Linked DNA regions of Homo sapiens: all the other regions are linked to region 3. A link is a loop called in an ENCODE intact Hi-C map of the cell type or tissue named here. Cell type or tissue: Calu3. All regions are shown on one strand. Each heading gives the region's core, and the rest is flanking DNA. Links, peaks and the distances in the headings are about the cores only. Region 1 has its middle 240 kb from the start of GRXCR1. Region 2 overlaps GRXCR1 (glutaredoxin and cysteine rich domain containing 1). Region 3 overlaps YIPF7 (Yip1 domain family member 7).

Region 1 (11,580 bases), core at 3,628-7,627, 1.5 Mb after region 3:
TAGGATGTGCCTGCTTCCCCTTCACCTTCCATCATGACTATAAGTTTCCTGAGGCCTCCCCAATCATGCTTCCTGTATAGCCTGAGGAACAATGAACCAATTAAACTTCTTTACCTTATAAAACTTTATAAAGAAACTTAATACAACTTTCTTTTATTTATAGCCAGTCTCAGGTATTTCTTTATAGCAATCTGAGAATAGACTAATACAAATGGATAAAGGAAATGTGGCATATCTACACAATGGATTACTACTCAGTCATAAAAAAGAATAAAATTCTGTCATTCTTGGCAACATGGATGAGCCTGGAGAACATTATGTTAAGTAAAATAGGTTAAGCATAGAAATATAAATATTGCATGTTCTCACTCATACGGGGGCTAAAAAATTAAGCTCAAGGAAGTACAGAGTATAATTTTGGTTATTAGAAGCTGGTAAGGGTAGGAAGCAGTGGAGGATTGGGAGAGGCTAGTTGGCAGAAACAAAGCTATAACTACATGGGAGGAATAAGTTCTAGTGTTTTGTAGCACTGTAGGGTAAATATAGTTAATAATTTAGTGTATATTTTCAAAAAGCTAGAAAAGAGGATTGCAAATATTTATAACACAAAGAAATAATAAATGTTTGAGGTGATTGATATACTAATTATTCTGATTTGATTATTACATAGTGTATATATATATATCTCAAAATATCACTTGGTATCTCACAAAGATATACAATTATTATAAGTCACTAAAAATAAAAGAATTACTTGACCAATCTGAGGGGAATTCTGTTTTCTACCCATACCCTGATTTCTACAGTGAGGTTATATGTAATATATGTATTAAGCAAATAAAACTATATTAAATATATCCATGTTCACTTTCCAGGGTTAGAAGGGGAAGGGAAGGGAAGGCAAGGAAAGGGAAGGGAAGGCAAGGGAAGGGAAGGGAAGGGAAGGGAAGGGAAGGGAAGGGAAGGGAAGGGAAGGGAAGGGAAGGGAAGGGAAAGGAAAGGAAAGAAAGAAAAGAGAGGAAAGAAAAGAAAAAGTGAGTTAGTCAGACAAACCCTCAAAACTTAACCCAGTGATTTCTAGTCAGAGAGGTCCCTATTATCAATGAAGGGCTGAATTCAACATTTCAAAAAAGCCAAAGCTTGTCTTAGGTAAAACCTCACAGGTTAAGTAAAATAATGAGTTTTGCTGTCTTTTGTCTTGCTTTGGCTAAAATGATGACAGCTCAATGTGATGCCACTAGTTATCTTTGAATAATCAGAAGTTCTTAATTGTGATTTTATATACCTGAATAATAACGATGTGACAGCTAATTATTTGCACATGATAAGAACAATGTGGCAAATACTCTAATCTTAATGTTTATAGAAAAAAATCAATAAAAAGGAGTTATTGGGGTTGAAAGTTAGGCAATGACTGGCTTCATACTGTAACATCGGAAAAGGAGGCTCTGCTTAACTCTGGGGCTCCTTGCTGCAGACTCTGCCACATGCCTCAAGGACACTTCACAATGCAGGGCAGCCACCTCCCTATGGATACTTAGTCCTCAAAGACCCCAGGAATCAGCCACAAGAGCCTTCCATTTGAATGCACACCATTGCTTGCTTCAGTCCCATGGATGAGAGGTCTATGGTATGGAAGACTGAAATAGTGAGACCAAAATTCTATACTTATCAACTGTAAATTTCAGAATCCAGTTCATAGACCAGCTCTGCTGTGTGACTCAACGTGTTGAATTTTCCCTTCTGGGCTCCCCACATCAACATTTTACCGCCTATAACCGAATGTGACTAAATTCTCTGTTACACTGTGTACCTTGGTTGTGAAATTAGCTTCACTCTCTTAATAATTCTCATTTTATGTGAGTAGCCTTTGATACAGGACTGCTGTGCATCATCAGTTGGTAATGTCTGCAAGTGTCAGAGGTAAGATTTCACTCACAGTCCTACTGGGGGCCAATACGTGCCATTGTTGGTGTCAATAAAAGACACAGTCTCTGAAAACCTCTAATACTGACCACTCTTTCCCAGGGCTGTTTTCCGTGAAGGTCACAATTCAGATGTCTTAGGTATAGCCTGTGATTTCCAACTTGAGTACATCCCTGATGCCAGGCAGAACTTTAGTAACAGGCTCTGGTTAAATGGGTTAGATCCTAGATAGTTTATATATATTTATTGATCTATCATTGATCTATCTAACTAGATGTAGATAGATGGATAGATAGGTGATAAATAATAGATAGATAGAAAAAGAAATATATACATGAATACGGTACAAAAATACACTTTAGTATGGCATTCTTAAGTATTTTACTTACTTTTAATGCCTTTTCCTCAGGGAAAAGGTTTACTTTTCTCTTTTTAATATACATGTTTATAGTGCTACATATATCTGAGAAAAATAGTTGCTGAGTTTTAAAACCAACTAGACTATCTGAAAATACTAATTTCCAAAACATCAAGTAAAAATCCTGAGTGTTGGAGTGAAGGGACATAGGTTCTGGTGTTGGTCCATCTGTCACTTACCTAAGGGATCTTCACCAGCAATTCATGTGTCAGGATTTCAGTTTTCTAATCGGTAAAGCAAGGAGACTGAGAGCCCTTCTCAGACCACCCTGCTTCCTTTCCACCTCCAATTCATAGTCTATATCAACAACCTGCTCCCTCCACTGACCTTTCATATTTATGATTAACACAACTTGTAATTACTTATTTACTCACTAGATTTTATAACTTATGCATCAATTTGTATACTAGGAGCTCAGGAAATACTTGTTGGCTGAATGGGAGAATTAAGTTGATTCCAGTTTTAATATCTTGTGCATTTAGTAGGTAAGGTCAGGATCCAAGCTAGGCTCTCACTGAGCCAATAATCCCACTGAGCATTTAGTTGGAGCTTGTGGTGACAACCATAGTACTGCATTCCAAAGCCATAGGCAGTTTTAGCAGGAAAGCGTAGTGTTTCCTGATGGAAGTACTGTCAAATGAAGCCTTTGAGTGAGAATGGCAGATAATTCCTTTAGGACATCTTGGGAACCACATAATCTCAAATGCTACTTATGGATTTAACTCGACATCCTCCTGAAGCTGACTCCCAGACCTTATAGGTCAAAGTCTCTTTGTGGCTTTAAAAACAGTACTGGATTTGGAACAATGAGGCCTGGGCTTGAGATCTCTCTCTGCTGCTTTTAAGCTGTGTAGCTGTGAAAAATAACTGAACTAAATTTCAAATCTAATTATTCATTTGTGAAAATCAGATTGCATCTACCTACCTACATACGCTATAACTCAAAATTACTTTGGGTCATAAGGAAGTTAGCTCTACCAAATAATATAGTATGTATGAAACACACTAAATGCCATTGAATTTTAATATTTAGATTCACCTTTAGGAGAATTCATCTTTAGAAACTTCAGGTTGTCATAGTTTTTTAAGGTTAACATAAAAATGCAAGAGATGATTACTGCTTTTGTAAGAAAAACTGCGGAAATTATTACTAATGACAATTATCCAAAATATTAAAACTATTTACAGAATCACCTAAAGAGTTACAGTAATTAATTAGTTAACATGACTTCATTTTAAAAGAAGAATAAATCTTCGTCAAAGGCTAAAATGACTATAGGAAAAATGTGATTTTAAAACAAGGCTGAAACTCTTAAACTGCACTAATAGTTCGTAATTAATAGTTGAATTTGAGTATCAATATGATCACAAAGTAACAACAATCAAAAAGTTCAGAAAATAAACTAGAGTCCATTTCTGCAATGCAGCAATAACAACTACTGATAATAATAATGGCAAGTGCAATACTAGCAGCCAACATGCGTTGATAGGTTACCAAATACCAAAACTGTGTTCCCATGTATTATATCTCTTTTAAAATTTCCTAAACAACCCTAGAAAGTTAAGCTCTGATAATACTTGCATTTTGCAGATGAAGAAACTGAGTTTCAGAGAAGTTGAGTAACTTGTCCAAGCCATAGTCATTAAACTTTAGAGCTGGAATAAGACCTTAGGCAGTGGGATTCCAAAGCACTAAGAAAGGAGATACAAATTACTTACATAACTGAAGATTGCAGCACTTCCATATAGAAGCCTAAGCATTCTTCTTCGATTTACCTGCATGTCTGAGATGCCATTTATTGACACGACTCACTTGCTGAACATTCAGGCATTAATTACAATGATAACAAATGCCCAATCCAATAAAACTGCTGTTAGTCACTGTTCTACTGCTGAGACACATATGGACAAACAGTGTGTGGTGGAAATTTTTACTCAAGTCAAACAGGAAACCAGGTATCAACTATAAGGAAGACGTGACTTAAGGATAAGCGTCTTTGTTAGCCCAGGATAGCTTCACTACCTCACTGGTGCTCGTAGGCACTCAGCAAGCCGCTTTTAGCTGATCACTACATCCCTATGGGGATATTAATTTATTATTTGAGTCACACAATTAAAAATGACTTACAATTATTTTCTCATTTCTTTCTGGGATGTTATTTTAAAATCATAATTACAAAATTAAGTAATTTGCATTTTTTCTCATTCTTTCTTTCAATGAAGTATTTCCACCCCGTTTTTAGACTTGTTGTCAATTCTCTCATTTATATACCTTGCATTCCTATTCACTTATGTTTTAAGGATCTCTCTAAGGTTAAAAGTCAATACAGAAACTAAAATCTGAAATAAGTAAACTTTTCACATTTAGCCAATAATTTTTATGTGTCAATCATTTTCTAATATGTTAAAGTCAATATATGCAACTGGTTTTCCAACTATTTACAAAATATAACTGAATGTTTCCTTTGGTAGATAATTCAGCATTTTATAAGACCCTAAAATGATTACTATAAATAAAAAGAAGAGATACTACTTTATTTTTTCTATTTCATTATTAGAGATAAACTGACTTCATCAAGGTCACATACTTGTTAAGGAAGATTACCAGGGCTGGAAGGTAGATCTGATATAAATTCCCCTATAGCCTTGCTACTCGGCGTAATATGAAAATTTACAGCATTGCCATCATCAGGGAGCTTGTTAGGAATGCAGAATCTCAGGTCCCACTCAGATGTACTGAATTAAAACCCACATTTTACAACATCCTTAAGTGACTTGCATCTTGTCTAAGTTCAAGGAGAACTGCCACTGCTCTGTAACATACTGCCAATTATCTCAATTATCCATTCACAAAATAATGTGGCCCTTGGCAGATGTACTCATATAGAACTTGAGAGAAATTCAGGAAAACTGAGGGCGAGACTTTCTTTTTCCTTTTTTTTTTTTTGAGACGGAGTCTCGCTCTGTTGCCCAGGCTAGAGTGCAGTGGCGCAAGCTCAGCTCAATGCAACCTCCGCCTCGTGGGTTCAAGTGATTATCCTGCCTCAGCCTCCTGAGTAGCTGGGATTACAGACGCGAGCCACCATATCCGGCTAATTTTTGTATTTTTAGTAGAGATGGGGTTTCACCATGTTGGTCAGGCTGGTCTCTAACTCCTGACCCCGTGATCCGCCCACCTCGGCCTCCCAAAGTGCTGGGATTGCAGGCGTGAGCCACCGCACCCTGCCAGGACTAGACATTTTTTAAAACTTATGTTGAGTAATTTCAAATAAATCTTTTTATTATCAGGCACTTTTCTTTAGAAATAAGCCATGAATATGTTTGTAATTGCTAATATAAATTGATACCTACATAGGCATCTGTTTAATACATATATACTAAAAGAATGACGTATTTCAGATCTTTATTGGACTGCACGTTTTTTCATCCCTGGAGCCCTGGAGAGGAGAGCAGTACATCCGCATAACCCATGAAACTCAACTTTTACCATGCACATTATTACCTATTGGAAGCTCACCAGCGCCACCTGCTGAAGCTGCCGTAGAAAAAGCTAGCAAAGTGTTTTGCACTTTTGTTTTCTTATCAAGGTAGTTTCGTTATAATTTTACTGTTTAGCATTGACATTTTTCCCCAATCCTTGAATTTTCTCCATCCCATCCAACATTTCTCCTTTGTTTATGAGGCCCTAATAGAGTATCTATACTTTAGCCTACACAACCACACTCAAAATATTTTAAAAGCAGCTTCAGAATATATGAAGTAGTTTATATTACTGTATTCTTTGCATAGATTTATAATTGCCAGGACAAATGTTCTAATTTACGACTCAAAAAGTAATATCAATGTACTGGGCCCAGCCTAGTGACCCATGCAGAAGGCCTTACACTTGTGTTCAAAGAACAAATATTTGAGGCCCATTAGTTATGGGAAATTCCTATCTTTAGTCTCCTTCATTGGTTGTCTGTGTATGTTTGTACGAAATGGCTGCTCTCTCTTTTGCCTTTAATAAAAGTTAACATCACCGTACATGAGTATCTTTCCATCTCACAAAGCAAATTTTCTTTAACCCCTATTTTCTTTCCTCACCCTGATTAATTCACTCCCAGAAAAATCTCTGGTCCCTTTCTCATATTATTAAAAATAAAACTGGCTTCTAAAAAGGCAACTGTTCAGAAACTCCTGGAAACATTTAAAGCTAGTTCCAAATGATCTATCAAAATATAATTAGTTGGAAGGATCTCGAGCTCAAAATCTCTCCTAGTTAACAAAGTTAGTTTTTGTCACTTTTGTTGTTGTTAATGATGATTGATTATAGCACCTTTAAAAGTGATTCCATTAAAGTAATGTAATTGCTACCCTAAGTACTTCGCCTCTGGAATGCTGTGTGACATCCTACTGAAAGGGAATGCAAAATATCCCTTAAGTTTAGAGGTACACAGAAGAAAATCCCTGTGTCTCATCTTTTAACAACTTAAGCCCTTATGGAGAAAGAATGTTACTTCCACATTAGTGAAATTTAAAAGGATGAATTGAAAGAAAAATAAAGTACATTCTCTGAAAAATATATGCCTTCAAATCTTAAAGTGCCAATTCAATATGTTAAGAATTGGCTAACATAAAATGTTCAGAAGAAATGAGAGCAAGGGGAAATTGACTCTGTCACCCAGACTGGAGTGCAACGGCACAATCTCGGCTCACTGCAACCTCTGCCTTCTGGGTTCAAGCGATCTTCCCTCCTCAGCCTCTGGAGTACCTGGCATTTCAGGCACCTGCCATCATGCCTAGCTAATTTTTCTATTTTTGTAGAGACAGATTTCACCATGTTGGCCAGGCCGATTTCGAACTTCTGACCTCAGGTGATCTACCCACCTCAGCCTCTCGTAGCACTGGGATTACAGGCGTGAGCCACTGCACCTGGCCGGGAAATTGACTTTTAAAAGATTCTCAGATAAGAATTTACATGAAATCACTTCCACTTTGCTTTTCATATTGAGTTTGGTTACCATAATAAAAAAAAATAGGCATACCACCTGGATTTGATCTATTTTGAAAAAAAGTGCTTTACATTATTTTGCATTTTCAAAGAATAATTACGCCAGACAGAGTTTGACAGGCAAGGAAGACTTTACCCAAGACTATTGTAAAAGGGGAGAGAGATTGAATTCTATTCCACTGAAACAAAAGATGGGTGGGTTTTTAATCATGGGGGGTCGCCAGCAGCAAAGTGCTGGAGGACATTAGCAGAGAGGTTGCTCAATGTGATTAGGCTCAAGGTGTTTGTTTATGAAGGTCTTACCCTACCACAGAGACTGGAAGATAGGGAAGCTGTTCCTCTTGATGACTACATCTCAATGGGATAGATTCTAGGTCTTCGAGAAAGGTAATTTCTGCGTTGTAAAACAGGCAAGAGGCTAGAGGATAATTTACATACATTTCAAAGGGACAGAGAAAGGATTTACAATTACAAGTTTTCTAAAACAAATTCTCTAAGCAAAAGGAGGTCAGGTGCCTACAGTCAGGAAGAAACCTGTGCAAAGTCTAGTCAAGGTAAGAGGATTAAGGCTGCCTTGGTTAGCATCCAATTATTATATCAGAAGGGTGTTATTTTCTGAATTCACTGGATGTGAAAAAGAAGTAAAAAATCTAGATTTTCTTTACTGATTTATAAACTATCTCTAAAAGTAATCTACAAAGAGAAATTCTTAACCTATAGCTACTTTATTAAAATAATTGAATAACCTCACAATAAGAGGGCTTTGAAAGGCAACACTCAATTGAATATGTTAGTTTTTGTTGGTTAGTCAAAGTCTATTCACCTAGTGTTATAAGAGATTCTATCCTTTGCCATTGGGTAACTCATTTTTTTTTTCTTAAATTTCAGAGATTCTATTTTATTTCTTTACTTTTAAGAAATTCATTTTGAAATTGTATTAGGTATTGCCATAAAATAATTGCACTAAAACCATTGCCACACTATTTTCCATAAAGTGTGGCTGAGCCATTTTACATTCCCACCAACAGTGTACAGAGGTTCACTTTCCTCCACATTCCCACTAGTATTTATCTTTTTTGTAGTGGTTGTTTACAATAACCATCCTAGCAGGTGCAAAGTGACATCTCATTGCAGTTTTGATTTGCATTTCCTTATGATTAGTGATGTTGAGCACCTTTCATAAACCTTTTGGCCATTTGTATGTCTCTATTAGAGAATTACTTATTCACGTATTTGGCCCATTTTTAATCAAGGTATTTGTTGGGTTGTGGGGTCTTTTTGTTTTTTGTTTGTTTTTTGTTTTTGAAATTGAGCTGGAGTTCCTTACATTTTTTGAATATTAACTTTTCATCAGATACATTGTTTAGAAATATTTTCGCTCCATGTATACCTATGTAACAAACCTTCACATTCTGCACATGTATCCCAAAACTTAAAGTATAATTTTAAAAAAAGACAATATAAACATATTTATTATGTTTGTAACACTTTTCTTATCCCATGTTTTAAAAGGCAACTGTATAAGGCAACAATTAAAAACTGTGCTTATTTATTCACAATAGCAAAGGATGTGGAATCAACCTAAATGTCCATCAATGACAGACTGAATAAAGAAAAATGCGGTACATATACACTATGGAATATTATTCAGCCATAAAAAAGACTGAGAGCATGTCTTTTGCAAGAACATGGGCAGAGCCGAAGGCTAACTAATACAGGAACAGAAAACCAAATACCACATGTTCTTACTTGTAAGTGGGGAGTAAATAGTAAGAACTTATGAATATAAAAAAGAAAACAGCAGACACTGGGGTCTGTTTGAGAGATGAGGGTGGGAAGAGGGAGAGGAGCAGAAAATATAACTATTGGGTACTGGGCTTAATACCTGGGTAATGAAATAATATGTGCAACACACCCCCATAACACGTATTTACCTGCTTAACAAACCTTCACATGTACCCTCAAACCTAAACTAAAAGTCAAAAAAATTTAAAAACAGAAATATTTTCTCTCATTCCATAGATTGTCTCTTCATTCTGTTTATTGTTCCCTTTTCTGTATAGTTTTTTAGGTTAATGTTGTATCACGTTTATTTTTGCTTCTGTTGCCTGTGCTTTGATGTCATATCCAAGAAATCATTGCCAATATCAATGTCAAGAAGGCTTTCCCCTATATTTTCGGAAAACAGTATAGAGGCTCCTCAAAAAAATTATATGTAGAATTCCCATATGATCTAGCAATCCCACTTCTGGGTATATATCCAAAATAACTGAAAGCAAAATCTCAAAGAGACATCTGCACTCTCATGTTCTTTGCAGCATTATTAACAATAACCAAGATATAGAAACAATTTAGAATGTCCATTGACAGATAAGTGGATAAAGAAAACACACAATGGAATATTATTCAGCCTTATAAAAGAAAAAAAATCCTACCATATGTGACAGAAAATATTGATGAACCTTGAAGACATTATGATATTATGTGAAATAAGCCAGTCACAGGGCAATACTGTATGATTTCATTTATATAATGTATCTAAAATAGCCAAACTCATAGGCTCAGAGAGTAAATGGTGGTTGTGAGGGACTGAAGAGAGAAGAAAATGTGCAGTTATTGTTCAATGGTATAAAGTTTCACTTATGAAAGATGAATAAGTTGTAGAAATCTGCTGTACAACATAGCATGTATCATTAACAACATTGTATTTTACACTTCAAAATTTGTTGAGAGCAAATCTTAACACAAACAAATAAACAGGAAAACAAAGGAACACAAGGCAACTTTTAGAGGTGATGGATATATTTATTATCTTGGTTGTGGTGATGGTTTCATGGGTGTATGCATATGCTTAAACTCATCAAATTGTATGCATGAAATGTGTACAGTTTTTTTATAACAATTATACCTCAATAAAGCAGTTTTTTTAAAGAAATTGAAAAAAGATTTTTAAAGCAGTATTAAGGAGGAGATGATAATCTCCATATTAAAGAATGTTGTTTAATTAGCCCTGTTTTTGTCTTGGAGATTATGTATCAAATATCTTTTAGATGAACTTATTTATATTCAAAAATAAAATAAGATAATTGCCATAAAATCATTGCAAACAATCATGATACTTCAATGGCATACAATAATAAGTGTTTATTTCTCATGCTTTGCAGGTTCAGTTGATCTATGCTGAGTTCCCTGGCATGACTCAAAATTTTTCATCCTTTTCTTAAGACTGGCAGGCAACCCCAGGCATATCCCTCTTCAGAGGATGACAGAAGAAAGGAGCAATCAGAAACAGACAAGACATCTTGAGCACTACACATACCATTGCTTCTTCCTAACATTGGCTGAAGAAAATCACATGGATGAGCGCCGTGTCAGAGAGGGCACTACAAGTTACATGCCAAAGAGCAGGAATACAAGGAGGAGTGAAGAATTGGGGATATTAATGCAATCTACCATAGATTAAATTATTAAATATTCATTGAAAACTTGCTATATTCACTGAGTAATGTTGAAGAATACTTCCTTTTTCTCTCAAGGAATGCATAGTCTAAGAGAAAACTTTTGAGCAAGTTCAAAAAGGCTTTCAAGGGAAGTATTTTCAACGAGTATTAAAAAACACACTATTCATTGAATAGAAATGTACAAAAAGCATTCCTGGGAACATCATGAACAGAAGCATGTAAGTTAGAAAATATGGGCATATTTAGAAAGGTCCAATTTGAGTGGAATAATGAATACATAAAAAGCAAGAATTTGAAATGCTGTTGGAAGAAAAAAACATTGACTCAGTATCCCTTACTAAATCATCATCTTCATCTCACTCCTTAAATGTTAAAGGACCCTAGGAATTGGTCTTTTCTTTCTCTCTACTCTACTAGATTGATCTGATTTCCACATCCATATTTAAGTAAATGACTCATAAAGCTGAATCTCCAGTCATAACCATTCTCCTTATACATAGAGAACTTCTTGTTCTAACTGGCTTCTAAATATCTCTAACTGAATGCTTTAGAAACACTTCAAAGAGGATGTTTCTAAATGAGTTTCTCTAGTGTTGAAGTGAAGGAAACTCATTTAGAAACATCCTCTTTAAAATATTTTAGAACAACTGGGTCTCCTTAGCTAAAAAATCCTAAGTCATTTTCTAACTTCCTTCTGCTCACAACTCAGCTACATTTAATCATTCATTGAGTCACATCAATTCTGCCTCATAAATGTTCCATGTATCTACCCACTCCTTTCC
Region 2 (11,580 bases), core at 4,710-8,709, 1.6 Mb after region 3:
ACTGAGGGAACTCAGAGGTCGGTGCCGGTGCAGGTCCTTGGTGTGCTGGAGCACCGGTCCCCTGGACCCACTGTTGCTTCTCTATACTTTGTCTCTGTGTCTTATTTCTTTTCTCAGTCTCTCATCCCACCCAACTAGAAATACCCGCAGGTGTGGAGGGGCAGGGCCACCCCTTCACAACATAATGAGGTATCACACACAATTACAAAGAAGCTATTTGGAAGCTTCCAATGAGACACATACACCGAGGACATGTGTTTTTACGAGTACAAATAAAAACATTTCTCCCCGGGAAAACACCACATAAATTTAGAAATCCTTCCTCAGAGTGAAGAACACATAACTGTCACTGATTCCTGAATTCAGCATTTTAAACTGGATACTTTCCAAGAGGCAAAAACTCAAATAAGAGAGCGAGCTTGACCTTCTGCAAAGTCTACCATCAAGCCCTACGCCCAATTATCTACTGAGGCACGATGGGACTTAGCTCTTGCCCAAGGTGAATTTAAAAACAATAATGAGATAATCATATTTAAAACAAGCAAAAGAGCAAAGTAGAGACTCACTAAAAGTATATTTTATATTTTACTGCATACACAGCTAATTGTACACCGGGGGGAAAAATGGACAGTGTTACAAAGGCATCCTATCGTCTTTAAAAGATAGAAGTTGACATGGTGAAACCTTGTCTCTCCAAAAAAAAAAAAAATACAAAAATTAGCTGGGCACAATGAGGGCTCCCTGTAATCCCAGCTACTCAGGAGGTTGAGGCAGGAGAACTGCTTGAACCCGGGAGGTAGAGGTTGCAGTGAGCCGAGATAGCACCACTGTACTCCAGCCTGGGCAACAGAGTGAGGCGCCTTCTCAAGAAAAAAGTGAAAAAAGAGAGAAGTTGAAGAAAGAGAAAAACACCTATAGCTATAAATACAGTCCAAGTATACGGCTAAAAATATACGAATTGGTAATATAGTCATCACCACTTTTCCCCATATGTTTTAGTAATGACACAATCAGAGTAGGCTTATACAGTAGTGCTCCCTTCTCTGGAGGATACATTTCAGGACCCCCTCGTGGATGCCTGAAACCAAAGATGGTACGGAAGCCTATATATACTGAGGTTTTCTCTGTATATATATATATACCTCTAACAATTTATAAATTAGGCACAGTAAGAGATATCAACAATTAATAGTAAAATAGAATAATTGTAATAATATTCCAGCATCACAACTCTTGCACTTCAGGGTCATTGTGAAGTAGAAAAGGATTACTTGACCATAAGCACTGCTATACCATGAGACTTAGATGCCTTCTTTTTTTTTTTTTTTTTTTTTTTAAGATAGAGCCTCGCTCTGTCACCAGGCTGGAGTGCAGTGGCGCATTCTTGGCTCACTGCAACCTCCTAGTCCCTGGTTCAAGCGATTCTTCTGCCTCAGCCTCCTGAGTAGCTGGGATTACAGGTGTGCACCATCACACCCAGCTAATTTTTGTATTGTTACTAGAGACAGTTTCACCATGTTGGCCAGGATGGTCTCAATCTCCTGACCTCATGATCCACCTGCCTCGGCCTCCCAAAGTGCTGGGATTACAGGTGTGAGCCACAGTGCCCACCCCCTTAGACGCCTTCTAAGTGAGTAACAGGCAGAAAGCATGTATAGTGTGGAGACACTGGACAAAGAGATGATTCACATGCCAAGGGACAAAGCAGGATAGTGCAAGATTTTATCATACTACTCAGAACGGTGCACAACTTAAGATTTATGAATTGCTTATTTCTGGAATTTTCCATTTAATGTTTTCAAACTGCAGTTGACTGTGAGTAACTGAAACCATGGAAATCAAAACTTTGGATTGTTTGGGGAATACTGTGTATCACGAAAGGTGAACAAAGACACATTAACCAGAAACTAAATTCCAGCAACCATCTGATAGCAAACAATCTTAGGAATTTAGTAGGTTTATTGTCTTTTACCGATGCATACAAACAATTGAGCCAACCATGTACTTTAGGCTGCATCAAGTTGTCTACTTTTTAGATACTGTTAGTGAATTAAAGCTGTTTTCTTAATTTAGTGTGCAATAAACTTTAAATGGGTTTTTAACAATTCCTAATAGTTGTACCAAGCAATCAGACTTTAAGGAAAAAATCTGAATTATGGAGAATGGCCTGATCTTGGGATATCTTGAGGGAAAAAGTGGACCTGAGGATGGGAGAGGCATAGGAGCCAAAGACAGCAAAGGAGAATGGCCTCACTGTTGTATAGGAAATAAAGAAAGATGCTTTGTTTTTACTTCCAAAGAAAGGGGAGTGGATGGAAGAGACTTGGAAAGGTGAGGATGAGGTGACAGTATGTGCAGTGACAAGATGGGACCAACTAAGGCTGTGTGGTGAAGAAGCCTGAAAGGCTGTGCAGTCGAAGGACCTTGAAGAAGCTCATGTTTAAGTGGAAGCTGTCTTTTTTAGTACAAAGCAAGACCCTCCTTTGTCTCTCCTCACACCCAACTCTGAGCATTGAGTAAATTCTATACACACATGCTTTGTAGGTATGATGTGCAGAGAAACCAGAAATGAGCTGAATTTAACATCAAGGTTGACTGTAGTGCAGGACACAGACTATACAAAGAAGAAATACACCTGAGGCAGAAAGGATCATAAGAATGCAAGCCTGCCTGCCCTCATCACTCCTTCATTCTCAATAGTGGACATGCACCAAGAATGCAGTTTTGCAGCTTTTAATATTTCCTATATCCTAAGTGGTCAGGGACCTCGGTTGTTATCTGGATTGTGCACCTATGAAGTCATTTCTTCCTAAGTTCTATTGACTTAAAATACTTTTTGACAGCCAAGAAGGATCTAATATAGGTACCGGACATCAAGTCACCAATGTTAGCTGTATTGCATGCCTGGGAAAGCCAAATCTACCAATTTGCCAATCATTTTTTAAAGTAAACTCTCAAAACTTATCTCTGACACACAAAATTCCAACTATTGACCATAGTCAAGAAGAATGATCAAAAAGGTGAAAAACATTTCTTCTGTTTAAATTTCCATTTTCAGAGGTAATTATTCCTTGAAACAAGACCCTCTGCCTTATGGAAAAGTCAGAACACATGAAATGTTTGGGACAGATGATGTCCTGTCAGGAAATGCCACAAACATGAAATTCAAGCATGTCGGCCCAAATGCAAACCTGCTGTGTTTTCTTTATTTTTTATGAAGAACCACAAACAGACATTTTTTTCCTTACAAGCCTGGCCATTTTGACAATGTTTAGTCAATCATTAACATTTTTACAATGTATCTTTCACTTGCGTTTTTGTGATATTGTCTTCAGAGACTGTCCTTTCCATATTTTCTATTATTTTCCAGATGTGTGGAGGTAGTATTTATACTCTACTTAATTACATGTGCATGGAACATTTGTACATGAATAAAAATGTGGCACTCTCCATTTATAGATTAGAAGTTTTGGTGTATTCTTTTCAAGTTTATCTTTATTAAGAAAGGGGTCAGCCAACAGAAGAAAAGTAAGAATGGAAAGGAAGTGGATGAATTTGCTGATGTTTTTCAACAGAGCAGAGTTAAGTGATAGGAAACATATTTTTATGGACTCACGTTCAGAAGGCCCTGTTTTAAACTTTGCTCTATCATCTCCTGGCTGTGAAATGTTGGCTGTGAAATGAGGCTCACCCAGCCTCAGTCCCTTTATTTGGAAAATGGGGGTAATAATTGCATTTACCTCATCAAACTGGAAGGACCATTGTGCCTGACATAAAGTAAGAAATATACGCTTTTAAAAAAGTATTATTCTCTTCTATTTTAAAATGTAGGTTTTATTATTATTCAGGTATGGTGAGGCCAACAGATGAGAAAACAATTGACATGGAAAAGAGAGTTTGTACTCACAGTTCCCGAGAGGAGGGAGGAGGCACGCCATGCCATGCAGGAGCCACACAGGGAAGAACTGGGATCATTAGGAGGCAGAGGGAGAGAGGCAGAAATGAGGGCAGGGGCCTTTATTGTGGTTTCCATGGAAAAAGCAAGGCAGGGTGAACAGGCTTACGATTGGCTGCTTTAAATAACTTCAGTGGGCTCTGGGACAGAAAGGCCATCCCTAGTTTTCTGATTCCGGGCCCTGGGGTGATCAGGGAGATGGCGCACCCTGAGTGTGAGAGTCCCATAGGGGAGGTGACTGTGGGGAGGAGCTCCTTTGCATTCAAGACTCATTTGCAATCAAGACTCGTTCTTGAGCAAGTCCTTTGCTATCTCTAGGAATTAGATGACCCTGGAGGAGCAGTCTCTCCAGTGTTAGCAAGGTCCCAGATGTTAAAGCCTCAGAAGATACAGAAAATAAAAAAACACGGTTTATACATTTTCAGCTACATATTTTTATTATTATTCCCTTCTGCTATAGATTTTAGTTACAGTTTGAATATTAGCCAGGACACTGCCTATGTAAATAGACACACTAGATTTCTGCTCATTAAAATCACAATTTGCTAATCTACTCTGTGATCAATAATAAGCTTCACTAAATATTTGAAGTGTCCTACAGATGACAAAAATAAAGGGAAAAAAAGCAAACCAAATTTCAACTTTCAGTAATCTATTTTAAGACATCATCTACCCCAAATGTATCTTACCTATGGGTAATAACCTATTAATATAGAATATTTGCAAATATATGTACATATTTATATAAATTAAAATACATATAAATGACATCAAAGGATAAAATTTATTTTCTCAATAAATTGTCAAAATGGCTACCAACTAAACATAAGAGACTGAACTGATATAGTGGGAATTAAGGAAAAGGAACAGAAGTAAATAATATTCAGGAAGTAGAACATAGAGTAGTTGGTGGCCAAGAGATTGTAACAAAGACAGCCCATCCCATTGTGAAGGATAAGACAGAAAGGTGTACACATACGTATTGTAAGACTTTTATAATTACTAACGTGTCTTTTATTAATATAAAATATTAACATAAAATTTATATTTATTAGACTTTATATTTTATTTTGTCAGGATGTTATTTAATCTTCCTTTATAGATGGAATTTTGCATGTTCACTACAGAGTCATCTTCAAAACATGATAATTAAGGATGATAGCTGTCTACAATAAACCTACACTTGTAGGATTTACAGTTTTGCTGTATAAATTCACAATAAATGGAATAGACTATTTGAAAAAAAAAACTTGACCACAGACAAAGCTGTTGTTTTACTAGAATTACATAATACACCTTCAGAATGCATAGATTATTGGTCAAGATTTTTTTGTTGTGCAAACTAAAAGGCCACATATCAAAAAGCACAAGTTGGAAAAACTAGGCTGATTTATTCTCCAAGTAACTTTAGGTCAAAGTTAAAGATGACTTACTAAGGCCATAAAATATCACTGGCTGGAGTAAATTTATGTCTTTGCTTTGTTCCCTGTCATTTTGTAACCAAAGCTATTTCTATCCTGCCATAATGTGTATTTTTAATCAGACGGTATTAGCCACAGCAGAGCACCACAAGTCACAAGGACAGATGATCGTAACTTTATTTATGTTCAAGATAGATTTCTGTAGCACTACATATAAAGCAGGATTTATAAACAAAATTAAATCTCCACTTCACTTCCATAATAATTTTGCTTCTAATAAAATCATTTTGACCTCTAAATTTCATCTTTAAAACATACTTGAAGAAATATATAATTTTTTGTGCATGCTTCTAAAGTAACACTAGTCTGAAAAAAATAATAACCACTCTATTGATTAAATCCTGCCTGTGATAAAGTAGCATAATGAAGAAACCTGAAAACTCATATGCTTATATTTGAGGTGTTCTCCTGTAGGACCCATAGTAGTAGATAAAGCCTTTCGCATGACATCAGTCCTGAGCAAGTACACTGCAGAGTTGCACTGAACAACTTCTAAGTCCTCGGACTCAATCAGACCTTGTCCAGAACTGGCTGGATTCCTCAATTCTTCAAACCTGATATTTTGTTATGGACAAAATCATCCACACTTTTGTGACATGCTGTTTCTTGAGGTAGAAGGTAAAAAACATAAAAATTTAAAATATCATTGCCTGATTCACCAATTTATTTTATTGACCGAAAGAGTGGCGTACATATACTTCTTTTTCTTTCTAAGGCAGCAAATGTGTTGGCATTTTAATAAGATTTGCACCACGTGTGGCTTTTCTCAACGCCACTCAATTAGCTTTGTGCATAGGACTGTAGGTATAATCTCCTGCAGTGAGGATGTGGTAAACTAGTGACTCCTAGTGGTTGGTACACAATTGTGCAATTATCTCTTTCTAGCAAAGAAGACAGGGAAAATATTTGCTGCTTCTTTTCCTTTTAAACAAAAATGTTTTTTCCACCAAAAAAAATATTAAATGGATCATTTCTACAAATGCAAAGCAAGTATATACAAATAAACAGGTTTAAAACTCTTTATAGTAAAAGGTGCATGGCAAATTTTCCAAAGCAGGAATACCAAAATGTATTGATGAATATTGCTAAGATAAAACTATAATTCAGTGCTCCCATCTATAGGATTTTTTTCTTAGTAACATAATTCAACAGGAACAAAAATCTTTATACAGTGAACCCCAACGCTGGACACATTAATTTCCAACTAGAGGGAAATATCTTAACAAATTCAAAAGTGTCACAGTGATGATACATAGTAAAGTAATTCCCAAGTTTATGTATATAGACTAAGGAAAAAATGAAAAATGCTTTTGATAAATATTCAGTTTAATAAACAGATTAAAAATTGTCCATTTATTGTGAATGTCACCATAAAAATATGTATGCATGTATATACAAATTGGAAGGCAATACAGAAAATTGAACATGATTGTATTTAAGACAGTAATATTAAGCATTTTTGATGTTTAAAATATCATTCACCTTCCCAATAAAAAATTAAAGAAAATAAAATATCTAGATTGCAAGTTTACTTTAAAGTAACATGTAAGGATAAACTAACAGTGAACTTTCAAAATTCAAATCTAATCATGTCCTCTTCTCCAATGCTTATTCACTTTCAAAGCTCACCTCCTGTCACTTCCTCAGGAAAGTCTTCCTTCACTCTCTAGTTTGGGTAAAGGTACTTTACTAGGTATTCTCAGAGACCCTATTCCTCTTCTTCACAATATATCTCTCACTTTGTGTTATATGCTTATTAGCATGATTAGTAAGGTTTGTTTCTTTCACTAAATTATGACAGAAAGACTGTGTCCATTGGAAGAACTCAATAAAGTTTGTGGGGTAAGTTTGAATAACAGCACACACTCAGTGGGATAACTAACTTGTACAACTTCCTGTCTTTACTCCTATAGAAGCTGCAGCAGAGTAAGGCATGGGTGTTGTCTTCAAACATTCTGGCAATTTTCACCAATCTGCATAAAAGTGTTGATGTTCTTAGGATTACCTTGCACTCTGTGGTAAAATAAAGCAGAATCTCCAATTCTTGATTTCCTCACATTTATCAATACTTCATAATTATCTTCAATGAGAGACTTTGAAAGACTAATGACTTTTCACCTAAGACCTCCCTTGTCCTTGTCCCCTGCAGCTGTTTGTCCCCATCTCCTCTTGCACATGACTTATAGTCCTCTCCACCTTTCTTGATACAACACGAACTGACTGAAAGTTGTTGCTAATCTGCAAGAACAATGCATCCTCTATAAAGAACCATCTTTGGCCAATAAATTTCTTAAACCTGATGAACTTCTGCTGACCTACTCTTGCTACGATCCTATAAAACATTTCTTCCTTTCCTAAATAAGAAAGTTACTTCAAAGCCTCCTTGTGCTGGCATTATCAAATAATGACTTACGATCACAGTGCTTGGGTCGATTTTCTTCTACACTCGTTTATTTATGAAAGAGATAGAGAAGGAACAATATGTCTGTTCCACTCTTCAGGTACACAGCATCCAGCACAATTGCTGATACTTATTTGGATCCTAATAAGTAACTTATTAGTTGAAAGTAAATACAGATATTTCCTGACTTAACTTACAATGGTTCAACTTACAATTTTTTGACTTTTCTGTGGTGTGGAAATGATACACATTTAGTAGAAACCATACTTCAAGTACTCATACAACCCGATTACGCTTTTCACTTTCAGTACAGTATTCAATAAATTGTATGAGATATTCAAGAGTTTATTACAAAATAGAGTTTGCATTAGATAATTTTGCCCAACGGCAGGCCAATGTAAGTATTCTGAGCATGTTTAAGGTAAGCTAGGCTAAGCTATAATGTTCAACAGGTTAAGTGTATTAAATGCATTTTTTATTTATGATATTTTACACTTATGATGAGTTTACCGAGACATAACCCCATTCCAAGTCAAAGAGCATCTGCAATTAAAAACTAGAACATATAGTTTAAAGATTGACACAAGAGGCTAAAGCGAAAATTCTAGTTCTTCATTATATTTTACCATTTTTTCAGCTCGGGGCAGAGAGGCATCAAGAAATTAATATCCCCATGTCCAGAAAAAGCAAAAAGAGGACCAATAATGAAGAATAAAGGGAATGTTTTTCAGATGTTATAGATGTGAATAACTCCCATCTGGCCAGGAATACACTTTCAGCTGATCTTTTTATTTCACTTACCTTTTACTTGTCAAAGATAAAATACAGTTTACTTGGATGGAAGGAAGAAATAAAAAAAGAAAGAAGAAAGGAACAGAGGGAGAACGAGGGGACATAGCAAGGGAGAAATCCCACCACTTATTAAAGCAGCATTTGCCATTTCAGATCTGAAATAAAATGAGGATGTGTGGTGTTTGCTAAAGAAGGAAGGGGGGAAAAAGCCTTCAGAAAACTACATTTTTATTTTTTTCTCCCCAAATTGGTTAATGTAAACAATGAAATGTAAGAAGTAATGTAAACAATGAAAAGTATAAGTAAACTAAAGGAACTACAAAATTTTTAACATTTTTATAAACATTTGAAACCATTTTAAGAAATGCACTTAATTATATTTAAATACATCATACCAAATATGCTAATTTTATCATCACTCACAATCACCTCACCTTAGGATTCTGAATGTAATGGCAGCTGTGAACAATGAAACGTTCATTTTCTTACCATGTCGTATGCTTGGATCAAGCTACTAAGCATTATGGCTTTCTAATGGCTTTGAGGCTCCTGAGGCAATAGTACGGCCTACTCTAAGTATATGAAATATAATGTAAACAAATCTGATTATCACTCTTTTCCACAGTTACACTGGAGTTCTAAGCAAGAAAACTGTAATTCAAAAATTAAAATTATTTGGATCATTAACTGATGGCAATCTTCGAGGCAGAAAAAAATAGCTCCCTACATTATACATAACATATAATGCATAAAATCACATTAAATTATCATCTGTGTTCTAATTAATATGAAGAGTGACTTTGGTGTGCAGAGAAAGTGGCATTAATACAAAATGATTATCCCAGGTTTGACGTATAGCATTACTATTTCTCCTACGAATTGTCAACCATACTAAGTTATCCAGCTTTCTGAAGAAAAACATTTGCTGCTTTTCATTTTAATGCCATTCCTATGGTTGTATTCTATAATCTTCTTAAGAAACAGCCACAAGGATTTCTGAGTAAGGTGGTGGTATAATTCTGTAAGTATAGCCCCTCTATCCATCACCACTAGATTTCCCATGAAAAGAAAAAGGAATATAGGAGAGGAGGGAAATTTGATTTAGTGATTAAAAATTGGAAAAGGATTAAAAACTAGAAAACCATCCACATGTCAGATGCTTTAAGAAAGTGCTGCAAAAGGAAGGGCAGCCAGGACTGAAAGTTCCATCAAATCTGCCATATACAGAAGCCACATGCCTATAGGAAAAAATAAAAAATACTTTCAAAACAACACTTGTTCTTGTAGAAGTGGGTGGCAGTAATGAAACCCCTCTGTGCAGCATTCTCGATGAGGGCAATATTGTCTCCAAGGGATTGAAAATTGATTCTTCTGGTGGGGAGGAGTGAAAAAAACTTACTTTTTAACTGCATAAATCACAGATATACATACAGTATATAAACAGAGGATGATAATGAAAAAAATGACTGAGAAATATGTTGTACAATACCAATTACACAGAGAAAGTCTTCTAACACAAGAAATACTGAGCCATAACAATGGCAGTTACACTTGGTAGACAATGTTTCAAAGAACTCCTGGCTGCTTCACTGAAAGAGGCAGTTTATTGTTGCAACTACCTCACATGCTCTCTCTCCCACCTTGTTCCCTTAAACTGCAAAGAAAGCACAGTACTTTTAATGAATGACAGATATATATATATATATATGTATGTGTGTGTGTAGAGAGAGAGCAAGAGGTATATATAGATATATATGTATAATAAAAAATAAAATTTTAAAAACTTGAAAAACACAAAGCACAAAATGGCATAAGAATGGTAAGAAAAAAATTTTGTTTAAGACAATAAATATAAATGGGTTAAGTTCTATTTATTAAAGCATAAAGATTCACAGATGTTGCCAAATATATAAAATCCAATTATGTTTTTGTTTACAAAAGAGACGAACCAAAATTAACAAGAAAAGAAAAACAATTTAACAAATGAACAAAGAAATATAAGGCAAAATAAAACAAAATGCATAAATAAAATACTGGCAGCTGTGAAGTGGGCCATCTGAGTATTCATTTACAACGAGGAAGAATCCAAGTCAAATGCATTAACTAAACAAAGATAATTATGTTACAAGAATAAAAGATTAAATCATAATATAGACCTTCCACAAATATATCTCTCATATTTAAATATATGAAGACAAATTGATAAAAACTAAAATATAATAGATTACTAAGAGCTTACCATATGTATTTGATGAAAAAGTAGATTAAAATACAGAATATTTGAATGGAATAATTATGATGTAATTTAACAACTGTGTGGCATTTATGTACGCATATATGCATATATATATGTAAAAAGGAGACTACATATTCTTTCCAAAGAGCCATGAACATTTTACAAAAATTATCATATATTAGACTACAAAGAAAATATCAATAAATTCCAATTAATAGGCATATTATGGGTCATAGTGTCTAATGACAATGCAATAAAAGTAGAAATAAGTAGCAAAATATAAAACAAAAACATTTAGTTTCTTGGAAATTGATAAAATCTCCAAAGAAGTATTAGGTCAATGAGGGAAAACTTAAAATTACCAACTCTAACTATAATAAAAATTAGGATGTTACAAATTAAATTTAAATATACTATGAAAATAATTTTTAGAGATAAATTCATGCCTAGTTTTGATTCCTTAGGAAAACATAAAAATAAATGAACTAGCACTTTGGGAGGCCGAGGCGGGCAGATCACGAGGTCAGGAGATCGAGACCATCCCGGCTAAAACGGTGAAACCCCGTCTCTACTAAAAATACAAAAAATTAGCCGGGCGTAGTGGCGGGCGCCTGTAGTCCCAGCTACTTGGGAGGCTGAGGCAGGAGAATGGCGTGAACCCGGGAGGCGGGGCTTGCAGTGAGCCGAGATCCCGACACTGCACTCCAGCCTGGGC
Region 3 (4,000 bases), core at 1-4,000:
GTAAATACTGAAAACATATTTTTAGCATACATGCCAAAATTAAAAAATAAAGTTTGAGCGCATAAATTTCTGGTGAAATTAATTTAAAATTAATTAATTTAAAATATGTAGTATGTCTCAATTTTTAAAGTCTTCTTCTCTTTCAAAAATTACGTTAGACATTCTAACCTCCTTTTAAGCTTGGTGAACTGCTCATATTCTTCAAAGCATACGTTCATTAATAAATATATAATTGCACTGTGCAAATCAAGGATGAAACAAGGAAGCAGAAATGTAAATTATTTGCTATTAATTTACATTCAATTTTTTTTCAAGCTTAAAATAACAGATGTCATTCTGGGCATGAAATGAGTAGAACTTTATTTTTTGGTTTAGACCAGTGTCTAGCTGACCCTCTGAAAGTTTCTGAGTTGTTAGAATAAGGGTCCTCTGTGTCATAGGGATTATTAGAAGTCCATGTTGTAGTCTGTGTACAGAAAAGTCAACTTTTCAAGGTATTTAGATGATACGTGCCTCTGTAAAATAAGTTGAGCTATACCCCTGTATCTGACCAAACAGGGTTACTAAAGCTTGGAAGGGTGGTTGAGTGCCACATATAAATACATTTAGGAAGACAGTCCTTCACATGGAAGAATTGGGCTCATTTAAAAACAAAATACAACCATTATGAGAGTAGATGAACATTGACCTGACCACAAATCTATGGTTAAACATGTGCTTTCTTGAGTCAGATTGTGCAGCATTGAAACCCAAGTTTTCTACTACTGCTTTGTGTCTTCAGACAAATTAATCTGTCAAAGCCTTATATATCTGATGCATAAAGTAGGGATAAAATAATAGTAACTGATTGATTGTGTATTTATAAGACCGATGTATGTAAATCTTGTGGAGTCCATAGCAAACACTCAGTAAATTTTAGCTTTCATTCTTCCTAGCCTCCACCTCACCCTTACTGATATTCTGAAATTATAGAAGGAGGATAACCAATTTGATTGCTGGTCCCTAAATAGTCAAGTCATACTCTTCTCTTTGAATATTCGCTTTCTCTACCCTAGATACATCTTAGTTCATCTCTACAGAAGCGGTGAGAAAAGAAACTGATCTGGTATCGATATTTATTTCTATGTTCAGGGGATGTCAAATGGCTAAGTATTTGCTTTATAGTAATAAGAGAAGCAGATTCTAGCAGAAGGACCTATGAGGCAGCAGTCAGAAGTATTTTAAAAATGGGAATTGGAGAAAAAAAATCAGAAGTTTCTAAATGGATTTGGACTCATGAACACTGAACCTCATTGATTTTGGATATTTTATTTGAATACTACCATGTATAAAAGAGAAAGGTTAACTCGTCTCAAGAATTTAATCTTTGAATGCATAGACTCAACTTCACAGTACATTGACCTTACAAAAATATGCATGCACATCATGATCACTTTTACTTACAGAAAGAGCCCTTTTCCCCTCTGTGTAGTTTCAAGCATTTAGCATAAAATTGCTCTTCTCATTAGGCATAGTGGAAGTAAAAACCCAGACTTGGACTAAGTCTCATTAGTTCATTATAGTACTGCTAATTGAAAAATTATGCCATGGCCAATATGACAGGATTTCAGAAGTGTCAGCAATTGAAAATACAGGAAAAGGGCCAGGTGTGGTGGCTAAGGTCTGTAATCCCAGCACTTTGGGAGGCCGAGGCAGGAGGCTCCCTGGAGCCCAGGAGCTCTAGACCAGCCTGGGCAACATAGTGAGACCTCGCCACTATGGAAGAAAAAAGATTAACCAGGTGTGGTGGTGCATGCCTATAGTCTCAGCTACTCAAGAGGCTGAGCCAGGAGGATTGCTTGAACCCAGGAGGCGGAGGAGCTGAGATCGTGCCACTGCACTCCAGCATGGGTGACAGAGGGAAACCCTGCCTCGAAAAAGAAATAAAAAAGAAACAGAAAATGCAGGAAAAGGAAATATCTAGATGGACAATAGGATGAAAGTTTTGATCTGTTAGCTACAATTTTATTTTTTACTGTATATTGCCAACTTCCCAATTTTCAATTAGATTTAAAGCTTGTATTTGCTGCATAAATCAGGGAATGTTTTCCTTGATGGAAATGTTTCTCTAATATATTTATTTTAAGTCATTCTTTGGAAGCCAAATTATTTTTTAGTTTGTTTTTTAAGATTATTATATGTTACATAGAACTTGAGTTTCTGTGTAATACAGAACATAGAACTTTAGAAGGTATGATAGAACAATCAGATTAAAATGCTAAGTAAATTAATCAGATATGTTAACCTTTAAAGAGTGTAACTTATTTTTATTTTTCTATATTTATGTTATCATATTATTTATCTTTTTTCCTTTTTACAGAACTTGGAATCCATTTTGATCACATATGGCAAAAAACTTTGACAGTGTTAAACCCAATGAAGCCAGTAGATGGCAGCATTATGAATGAAACGGACCTCACTGGACCCATTCTTTTTTGCGTAGCCCTGGGAGCCACCTTGCTTCTGGTAATGTGTCACAGGAAGCACCAGATTTTAATGCTTGTCCTTTCCAGTGCTGGCTTTGAAGCAATCTGTATAAATATAAGAGAAACTGTGTCACCTTACATAGTGAATTTTTTAAGTGAGAGAGAATAATTTAACCATAGTGACAAAAATATGCTACCATTATGCATTGCAACAGCTAAAAAGTATAAATTTAAATAGAATTTCAAAAATCAAGAAGCAGATCAAAGCAGGAGATCATTTATGTCTTTTTTGTTATTAAGAAAAGACTGTAAATCTGGAATAATGGAAGGAAAACATAGATTTGGGAGATATAAGGCCTACATTTTATTTTTTGTTATTTTGTGAGAGTTCTATTGTGACACTGAAGAAGTCACTTCTCTTTGGTCACCATCTTCTTTGCTGTGATATATCTCCAGACTATTTCTAACATCTTATGAGGTACGAGACAGATCTCCTTGTTTTGGGTTAGGCTACTATGAAAAATTAATTTGCAATGACAACCTATGTTTTGTTTACTCAACCTACATATTTCCTCTAAAATGTTAGTTTTCCACCTTTTATGAAGACATTTGTTCCCTGACTTCACTATATGTCTTATGTATGCTTTCATTCTTTATATCTGGAAGTAATGATATTAAGGGTCACTAGAAAAGTAAAGAAAAATGTACTTCCACCTAAGTAAAGTTTAAAAGACATTCTAGCTCATAGTTTAGGAAAATGTTTCATTAAGAAAAAAAGGCAGAAGAAAAAAATGAGAAAATGTCTCTGACTTTATACCAAGGAGGAGGTGGCAATACATTAAAAACAGAAAATGATAAAGATGGTTAAGTCAGTCTGAAAAGTATAGTTTCATTAAGACACAAAGAGATAAACCAGGCAGAGGAAATAATATGGGAAATTAAACATTATAGGAAAAGCTCTTACAATAACTATTTAGCCCTCTTCCCCATTTTCCTGCTCTTCATGTTCCATAATAATAATTTCTTCCAATGGATATACAATTTTCAAAAGTAGTTGTAAAATGCATTTGCAACTAAATAAAATTCTGCTTTTCAATTATTGTATATAATCAATCAAAATACTGATAGCAATCTAGTTTCTGTAGGCAATATGGCCAATAATGTCATATTCATCCAATACAATAGTATTTAGCGATAACATCTTATTTCTTGGTACTACAGCAAATGCAAATACTCTGTAAATCAAACACTATATCAACTAGAGTTTTAATTTAGTCTCTAACCTCCCTTCTTCTGTCTTTGTCACAGTAATTTGATAATCTTAGATTAACTGCTAAGTAAGGCCATGTCAATTAATCAAATAGTCAGAAACAATCAATTTAATATATTAACTCATCTTTCTTTACAAGTCATTTGTAATAAAGCAGCTGTTGGTTCTGTGGCAGAATATTACTGTTACTATCCCTTAAAGAACAGCATCAATTCCATTATGATCTCTCTTGGATGCATAATGTTAGTTGGAGTTATTTACATAA

What was found. Hi-C counts contacts between places; a loop is a spot of excess contacts. Peaks named below come from ENCODE experiments on the same cell type or tissue, not always from the same donor. Only the 100,000 strongest peaks of a DNase experiment are listed, where the experiment ranks them.
Region 1: a loop joins it to region 3, with 13 times the contacts of the local background. A loop is called at or near these places in 43 of 110 quality-filtered maps.
Region 2: it touches region 3 in a loop (38-fold over the local background); 18 of 110 quality-filtered maps call a loop at or near these places.

What each region holds. Positions count from the first base shown.
Region 1 is chr4:43,126,470-43,138,049 of GRCh38, reverse strand. No RefSeq gene overlaps it. Among named protein-coding and RNA genes, the nearest start is that of GRXCR1, 240 kb to the right of the region's middle. RefSeq lists an enhancer at 7,339-7,932. In Calu3, for the core only: a CTCF peak has its summit at 5,859 (motif pointing left); a DNase peak (open chromatin) is centred at 5,849.
Region 2 is chr4:42,990,231-43,001,810 of GRCh38, reverse strand. The region is part of intron 2 of GRXCR1 (glutaredoxin and cysteine rich domain containing 1); the gene reads right to left. Among named protein-coding and RNA genes, the nearest start is that of GRXCR1, 100 kb to the right of the region's middle. In Calu3, for the core only: a CTCF peak has its summit at 6,254 (motif pointing left); no DNase peak of the experiment used is centred there.
Region 3 is chr4:44,627,908-44,631,907 of GRCh38, reverse strand. It overlaps YIPF7 (Yip1 domain family member 7), which reads left to right. Exons shown (of 6, transcript NM_182592.3): 4 at 2,360-2,505. Among named protein-coding and RNA genes, the nearest start is that of YIPF7, 22 kb to the left of the region's middle. In Calu3, for the core only: no CTCF peak of the experiment used is centred there; a DNase peak (open chromatin) is centred at 2,447.